2 separate regions of the Mus musculus genome follow, and region 1 is linked to region 2. The links are chromatin loops, found by intact Hi-C in ENCODE. Cell type or tissue: heart. All regions are shown on one strand. Links, peaks and the distances in the headings refer to the core of each region. The heading gives the core; the rest is flanking DNA.

Region 1 (4,478 bases), core at 316-4,315, 210 kb after region 2:
AAAACTAAGTTGTGGCTTTGATCTGAACTGGAGAAACAAATTCAGGCTAGGATAGTGTTGTTAGATTTTTAAAGGGGAATTATGAAAATTTGGAAGGGAAAATGTATCTGTGCTCGTTCCATTCTATTCAAGGGACGAGATAACCCAAACCAGCAAATGTGAAAATGGTCTGCATGGAGCATTTAGTTCTTACCATAAGAAGGTGATCCATAACACTTAATATAATTTCATTCACTAGCACTTATCCAGCATATACTTTGTAATAGGCAGGCAAATACAATAACAGAAATGGAAGCAAAGCGGCAGATCCTTTGAAACTACTTCTAAAACCTATTAATTTTCTCTTTTCTAATAATGTAGCTGCTAAACAATTGTCCCATATTAATATAGCTTCTGTCTAGGCATAGGGTGTGTAAACTGTGGTGGCGGATGAGCGGTTTTTTTGTTTTGTTTTGTTTTGCCATTCTAGCAATGAGCAAAGTCATTTAAGAAAATAAAAGAAATACTTGAAGATACAAGAAAAGGAAAATAATAAAAATTGGAGAGGAGTCTCAGAAGAAAATTTACAAGAGCTTATAAGTAAATTTGAAGTATATACTAAGGTAAGGACAGAGGAGGAAGTACGCGAGAGAAGAGGAAGCCACCACGAGGGGCGATAGACCATGAGTACATGGCCAGGAGAAAGAGCAAGTATCTGGGGTACATTGCTGGGGAGGTAGCCAGGCCAGCAGTTAGAAAAATAGATTAAAAATAACCAAAGTCTGAGTCCCATTTATTTGTGAGCTAGTCAGGGATAAGCTTAAATTGCTTGTACTACATACAATATAGGTGTTATTGTTCCAACACACAAGTTTCTTGAGATAAGTTTTGTTCTAAACCAGTTGCTGGATTTCTGGGACAGTAGTGCTGGAAGATTAAAACTTGAAACAGAGGACATGCTTAATGGACAGACTACCCTCCTAAACTTGCTTAAGGAACCATAGCATATCCCATAGTCCACTGACTCATAGCAAACCCGATGGCTCTGGCTGTCAGCTGCAATGATTTAAACAAAGCCAGATGGAGACATTTTAGGCTAGTATTGAAAGGCAAATGGTCTTGCCTATCTTTTCTTATTAATTATCACATTGGATAGAAGGTAAATTTGGATGCAGACATACAGAAAAGGATAATCAGGTGAGAAGGAGATGGGAAGCATGAATAGTTAGCCTGTATGTAGTACTAAGAAGAGACAGAGAACCGGAACACGATGGTGGATGGCTAAGATACCAAGATGAATTCTATTTTCATCTGAAGTTGATAACGTGTGGTGTCAATTCATGGAATTACAGAAAATTATACAAGAAACTTCACGTTTCTTTCCTTAGGAAGTAAAAAAAATTCATCAGAATTATGCTATAACACATAATGTGGACCTCAGAGTCAGGGACACTGAAATGGATCTGTTGTAGGTCAATAGTCTCTGGACCTACAACGATACATATCTGCCCTGTTACCTGTGGTCCACAGTCGTATTTCTGGAAAATAAACAAAGAATGTCTCAAGTAACACTAACCATCTTCCAAATGTGTAGAATTGTCAGGAATATGCATTGGCTTTACTGAAGACAGAACTTCTCATAAGAAAACAGAATGCAAGGTGGAGAGGCAATAAGAAATGAAGACGATTGTGCTGTCCTCAGCTGGCTCCTCTTCCTTTCCCCAGCAATCTTCCCAGGGCCCCCTTCACTTCTTTGTTTCTTAGAGTATAGATGAGCGGATTCACCATGGGTGTGACCACAGAGTAGAAGAGAGAAATGAATTTTCCTTGGCTTTGATTACTGCTCTTAGCTGGAAGCAGATACCCATAGATCGCAGAGCCATAGAAGAGAAACACTACCACCAAGTGGGAGACACACGTATTGAAAGCCTTTCGACGTCCCTCCACAGAGCGGATCTTCATCACTGCCTGAGCAATGAAGCAGTAAGAGACCAGGATGACGCTTACTGGGACCACAGTGAAGAAGGTACAAACACCATTGAGCACCGCCTCATTGAGACTTGTGTCTCCACAGGCCAATTTAATCATGGCGGGTACCTCACACAGGAAGTTGTCCACTTTTCGGTGTCCGCAAAATGGGAGCTGGAGAGTGAATGTTGACTGAATCACGGAGTTGCCTAAGCCACCCAACCAGCTAATAGCAGCCAGCCCCCAGCAGAGGCGAGGATTCATGACGGTCATGTAGTGCAGGGGCCGACAAACTGCCACATACCGATCAAATGCCATCACCACGAGCAGTATGCACTCAGTAGCCCCCAGCCAAAGGAAAACATAGAGTTGAGTTACACACCCACCATAGCTGATTGTCTTGTCTGGCCCCCATAAATTTTTCAGCATCTGAGGGACTGAACTGGTAGTAAAGGCAAGGTCTAGAGAGGAGAGGTTGCTGAGGAAGAAGTACATGGGTGTGTGGAGCCGAGCATCAAGGCGCGAAAGCAGGATGATGGTCAAGTTCCCAACCAGCGTCAACAAGTAAGAGGCCAGGATGACAGCAAAAAAGATGATCTCCAGATGGGGATGGTCAGAGACACCCATCAGAATGAAGCTCCCAGAGGAGCTGTTGCTGTCCACCTCCATCACCGGCTGCCTCAGTCACTGAAGTTTGCTCAGGCAAGGGAAGAGGCAGCTACTGCTAAACCTGCATCCAAAGTGCACCTCAGGCTCCGCAGCTAAAGCCCAGTCCACCCTTCCTGGCCACGAGCTTTCATGCAAGCCCTGGTTGTCAGTTGAGCTGGGATGTCAAAAGGGACCTAGCACAGAGATGAAGGGAGTGCCTTGTGAGGACAGACAACAGCTAGGGCAACAGGTCAGAGGGGCAGGTTAGATCAGATACCTTCTCAAAACACCAATTTCCTCAGCCAAGTTTTCTTTTGCTCTAAGAGGGAAACACACAGTGAATTTGGAAAATCTCCCCGGAAGTTACTGATAGATTTCTTTCTCAGGCTTGAAAGGATGGCTCAACATTTAAGAGCACAGAATGCTCTTGCAGAGATTCCAACTTTGGATTTCAGCGCCCTTATCTCACAATAGCCTATAAGTCCAGTTCCAGGGAATCTGACATGCACTTCTGGCAACTGCACATATGTGAACATACCACCCAAAATTCATGCCTACATGATTTAAAATAAAGTCTTTTTTTTTTTTTTTTGGACAGTCTGTCATTATACAGCCCTAGGCAGACTGGAAGTTGCTGTGTAGACCAAGCTAGCCTTAACAGAGATCCCACCTGCTCTGTTTTCTGAGTATTGAGATTAAAGCCATGTGGCACCATGACCATCAAAATAAATAATCTTTAAAATAAATAATCTTTAAAGAAATTCCTTTTCTCTGTCTTTTATAGTCCTCTCTTCTCAAATTAAAACTCCTGGTCTGGAAAGATCATCATGTGTCTATCGGATCTCAAAAAAAAAAAAAAAAAAAAGAGAGATGGTAGGAGCTGGAGAGATGTTCAGCCATTGAGAGCATTGGTTGCTCTTCCAGAGGACCAAGGTCCAGTTCCCAGCAGCCACCTGGAGGCTCACAACTGTCTGCAACTCAAACTCTGATAGATCTGATGCTTTCTTCTGCCCTCCATGGGCACTGCATACATGCAGCACACATATATACACGCAGGTAAAACATACACACCCAAAATAATTTAAAAAACTAACGAGAATACTGAATATTCACCATACACAAAAAGCATGAATTTGTCAGTGAAGAAGGTGAATATAGAACAAATAAACACATGCCAAAAAAGCTTAAGTCAAATGTGTGAAATATATAAGTGGATTTTCTGTAAGGAAGTTAAATCAATCTACATGTGTCCATAGTAAGGGAAATTAAAATATACCTGATAATTTGAAGTCTACTGTGTTTACTGCTAAACCAAGGAATCATTCTTAACATTCTCAAAGCAGCAAACACACTCTTGTCAATAACAGCCAATTAACATCTCCTTGGGCAGTGTGTGTGTGCACAGAAGTCAGCCTTAAGTGTTATTCCTCAGAAGTGGTACTCTTTGCTTTTTTAATCAGGGTCTCTTATGGTAACCTAGGGTTTCTTGGTTAGCCCCACATGTTTTCCCTGTCCAGTCTTGGGATGACAAGGTGTACTGTCACATCTAACTTCTTCATACCACCACAGCTGCCTTTTTATGTAGGTGCCGTGGATTGAACTCAGGTCCTCAGACTTGTGTGACAAGCACTTTACCCACAAGACTGCTATTTCTAAATATAAGAAAACCAAGATCTTTTCTCTTCTTTTGCCTACTAATTAAAAGGATCTAAACAGTAAATAATTCATGGGTCACCTAGAAACCAACAGTTGGGAGAGAATTCTGTCGTTTCTCTGAACTGTGGCCTGTCTGTTCCATGGGAACTTCAGCTACTGGCCTAACCAGGGAAGTGTGTAGGTGAGCTTAGGGGCTTTTATTGCAACTGTCAAGGGCCACTTGACTA
Region 2 (4,478 bases), core at 335-4,334:
TTTGCTTTGGTTTAGTTTTTTCCAGCAGACCTTTGCTCCTACCTCTAGAACTGTTAGGTGACATTTCTGGTCGGCTTCAGCATGATCCACTTTAACCCTGAGCCTGTTCGTAGTGATTTTGTCACGTGCTTCAGTGCAGGCGCCTCTCCTTGTTTCTCATATGTGATCCCTGCTGGTGCTCAGGAGATGCCCACTACTGATTGTCCTGTGGAATTCAGTTTGTACCACCACCCACCTGCAGAGCATCCTAGCGAGCTTCTCATTAGGGGGCAGCACAGTGTCTCTTGTTCTATAGTTTCCCTTTGGCTCCGGGTGTGTACGCCCGCCCCCTTACTTGACAGAAAGCTTTGTTCACAGTGAGTAACTTGTGTTCTGTAGGAAACTCCGGGATGTTCTACAACAGAGATTGATCAAGTTCTTCATTGACCAGAGTAAAAAAGATGCTGAAAAATACGCAAAGTTTTTTGAAGATTATGGCTTGTTCATGAGGGAGGGCATTGTGACCACTGCAGAGCAAGACATCAAGGTAGGATGATCTCGGTCCTCCCTGTCAGCCTCAGCCCTGTTGCTACAGAGGAAGCTGGTAGAGGCTGTCCTGGATGTGGTGACAAGTCACATGGGCAGCAGTTGGAACACTGGGCTTCTGGGTCTGTCCTCATAGATACAGCAGGTCTGCATGTGTTCTTACCTGTGTTAGCCAGGCTCCAGGCACTGACAGAACATCTGACAAAAGCTACTCAAAGCCATAGTTATCTGCTTCAGTTAGCTGGAGCCGAAACAGAATTCCTGTGCGTTTTTTTTCTCTCTATTTTACCTGGGCCCCCTGTCTATGCAGTGGTGCCACTGAGACTCAGAAATTAACTGAGTGCGCCTCCTCAGTCAGCTGTGGCTCCTTCAAGTTGACTTTCTCAGATACTTTGTCACTGGGGAAAGGAACAGAACAGAGTGCTTAGATCTGTAAAAACTGCTGGAATCCATTGATACAGGGGAGGGGCTTGGAGCATCCTTGCAGGCCCACGTAGAGGTGTGCTTTGTGTCTCCTAGGCACTTCTCCATCCAGTCAGGGTGGTGGTCAAGATCAGCCATCACATACCCTTGTCTCGAAGTCCTTATGCTCTTAGCTGAAAGGCCAAGTCTCTTGACCCTTGACACCCTGGCCCCAGCAGATGGCAGGAAGAGAGATGTGGGTTTAAGGAAAGAACAGAAAAGCAGTGGTGAGATTAGGGTACAGTTACTGTCTTAGTTAAGTTTTCTTTTGCTATGATGTAGCACCACACCCAAAAGTCTCTTGGGGATAAAAGGATTTATTTGGCTTATAAAAGGGTGGAGCTCAGCCGGGCAATGGTGGCGTACACCTTTAATCCCAGTACTTGGGAGGCAAAAGCAGACGGATTTCCGAGTTTGAGGCCAGCCTGGTCTACAGAGTGAGTTCCAGGACAGCCAGGGCTACACAGAGAAACCCTGTCTCGAAAAAACAAAACCAAAAAAAAAAACCAAAGAAACAAAAAAGGGTGGAGTTCTTAATACTACCATTGGCCAGTGTAATTGCTGAAAAGGAATACATTTGTTCGCAAATAGTTTATAAAGTCTGGCACATGGCTCTTCTCTGGGCCTTCTTCCCACCAGCCTGTCAGCTGCTCCAACTGTCCTGTCTACTTAAGGTCTGCTTTTGTTATATTTGTCCATCATTGTGACAGAGTAGCTGAGGAGAGGACTTTCAAGGAGGGAAGTGACCCTTTGCCATGGATATTACACTGGGAGCATGTGGTGACAGAAAACACTTAAACACACCTTTAAAGGACACACCCTAATTGATGTGTTTATAAAAAGATAAAGAAGGGGGCTGGAGAGATGGCTCAGTGGTTAAAAGCACTGACTGCTCTCTCAAAGGTCCTGAGTTCAACTCCCAGCAACCACATGGTGGCTCACAACCATCTGTAATGGGGATCCAATGCCTACTTCTGGTGTGTGTGAAGACAGCTACAGTGTACTCATGTACATAAAAAATAAATCTTAAAAAAAAAAAGTATAGGAATATGTTCTATTCCATAAAATATGGGGGTGTGGTGAGGTGTGGGGGAAGTGGGTGCCTCAGCAGGCCCATGCCAAGGCATCCCTTCCCCTGAGGGACCAGACATACACCATTATAGTATAGAATAGAGTTTATTCAGGGCATGGGGAGGGGAGTTAAGGAGTAGCAGAGACAGAGAAAGGCAGAGAGAAAGAGAGAGTAGAGGCTGGCCATGCCCACGTGGAGAGAGAAGGGGAGAAGGAGCAGGGGGGCAAGAGGCAAGGGAGAGCAGCAAGAGTAAGAGAGAGAGGAGTAGGCAAGCAGCCCCTTTTATAAGGCCAGGCCTACCTAGCCATTGCCAAGTAACTGGGGGTGGAGTCCAGACAATACCAACACCAATGATTCTACCACCTAGACCCCAGTCCTAACGTCTGTCACTTCCTGTTAGCCTGTTAGCCGAGAGCTCATGAGTTTCAGTCATGTGATCTGGTCATCTCTCGAGGCTTCGTCTGTGAAGACCGCTGCTTTGGGTACCCAGCTCATGAGCTCTTGGGAGCGTTTATGATCAGTATGTGACACATTCACTCTCTTTGACCGCACTTTTTAAGATTTAGTCATCTGTGTCTGCATCTGTGTGTGTGCCTGTGAAGGCCAGGAGCATGCCTGGTGTCCTTCAAGCACCATAACTCCCTAAACTTGGAACTTACATTTTCTCAGCTTGGTTGGAAGCCAGAATGTCCCTACTTGGATCTAGAGTGTGAGACACCAATTGCTATGTGAGTGCTGGGATCTAAATTCCAGCCCTCATGAAGATTGTGCAGCAAGCCCCTATAACATTGAGCCTATTCTCTAGCCCCTTATCTCACTTTTAGTTACAGCACCTAATAGCATTTGCTGAGCCAGACAAGGCCTTTTCCAAATGATTGGAATACATTTTTTGACTAGGTATATTTGTGTAAGGTAAGAGCCAGATGTACCTATGATGTGGATGTGGCCATACCTGCTCTTTTTGTTTGTTTGTTTTTGTTTTTGTTTTTTGGGACAAGGTTTCTCTGTATAGCCCTAGCTGTCCTGGAACTCACTTTGTAGACCAGGCTGGCCTCTGCCTCCGGAGTGCTGGGATTAAAGGCGTGTGCCACCACACCCGGCTTGGCCATACCTGTTCTTGGCAAGTTCTGAAACTCTTTCTCTGTCTACTAGGAATCCAAGGCATAGTAGCGTGTGCATTTGGGTCTAACTCTATCCATTCTTAAACCCTTTCCTTGAGGCCTTGTGCTGAGGTGGTCAGTGCTGACAGTGTCTTAGATACTGTAGCAGCCAAGCTGACACTGCAGGATCCTACCTCTGCTCTTTATTCTGCACAGCCCATGGGGGCTGCATTGCATGGATTTATGTCCTGTTCCCATAAGGCCTCTCTCTTTGCCACATACTCCAGTAGCCAGAACTGGTAATGAACACTACTGGCTGAGGAGGCTGGGAACTGCGTCTAGTTGTTACTGAGGACAGAGAGAAGGTCTGGTATGGGGGGGTGGCGGGGGGGGGGGGGGGAGGTTGACGACTGAATATCCTGAGGTAGTTTACCCAGCTCTTCAGGAGGCCCTTGATCACCTAGGTTCAAATGTTTTCTCATGGTCCTATATACAGTGGGGTTCATAGGCGCATCTGAAACTCTGAGTCTACCATAACCTTTGGGGACCAGGCTGGGGAGCCAGAAAGCTGCAGGCTTCACCAAGAGTCTGAGTTAGGAATCGCGCTCAGGTTTTGGCTCTGGAGTAAGCAGTGACTTGCCCACATCTGCAGGAGGATATTGCAAAACTGCTACGGTATGAGTCCTCAGCCCTGCCTGCTGGGCAGCTGACCAGCTTACCAGACTATGCCAGCCGAATGCAGGCTGGCACCCGCAACATCTATTACCTGTGTGCCCCTAACCGTCACCTGGCTGAACATTCACCCTATTACGAAGCCATGAAGCAGAAACATACTGAGGTAGGTGGGCTCTGGCTTGCTGCTGGGCCAAGAATGTATCTTACAGGGTCTAAGTGCATGAGAGAAAATGACTGTGTTTGAGGCCCTGGAAGCTATGTGGTGTGAGGCAATGCCCGTCTGTGATGTGGTTGTCATTCCCACTAGGTGGCAGATGGATTATTCATGACTAATGTATGCACGTGGCAAGACAGCCAGAGCCAGTCTTAGATGGCTCTGTGAGCTGTTGCTTAGGCCCCAGACCCCAGTGTCCATAGCAGTGCCCTCTGCTGCTACAGCTGACAGGCTTGAATGCCTGCAGGTGCTCTTCTGCTATGAGCAGTTCGATGAGCTTACTCTGCTGCACCTGAGGGAGTTTGACAAGAAGAAGCTCATCTCTGTGGAAACAGACATCGTCGTTGATCACTACAAGGAGGAAAAGTTTGAGGACACATCTCCAGGTTGACTCCCATCTCTCTCCGGGGGGTGGGGGGGTGGGGGGGTC

Evidence for each region. Hi-C counts contacts between places; a loop is a spot of excess contacts. Peaks named below come from ENCODE experiments on the same cell type or tissue, not always from the same donor. Only the 100,000 strongest peaks of a DNase experiment are listed, where the experiment ranks them.
Region 1: it touches region 2 in a loop (4-fold over the local background); 2 of 42 quality-filtered maps call a loop at or near these places.

The regions. Positions count from the first base shown.
Region 1 is chr16:3,837,113-3,841,590 of GRCm38, reverse strand. Olfr15 (olfactory receptor 15) reads right to left here and starts at 2,616. Exons shown (of 1, transcript NM_008762.2): 1 at 1,678-2,616. The coding sequence starts at 2,616. The coding sequence ends at 1,678. In heart, for the core only: a CTCF peak has its summit at 1,884; no DNase peak of the experiment used is centred there; H3K27me3 peaks cover 1,191 bases.
Region 2 is chr16:4,045,399-4,049,876 of GRCm38, reverse strand. Trap1 (TNF receptor-associated protein 1) reads left to right here. Exons shown (of 18, transcript NM_026508.2): 12 at 379-526; 13 at 3,812-3,997; 14 at 4,296-4,434. Among named protein-coding and RNA genes, the nearest start is that of Dnase1, 11 kb to the right of the region's middle. In heart, for the core only: no CTCF peak of the experiment used is centred there; no DNase peak of the experiment used is centred there.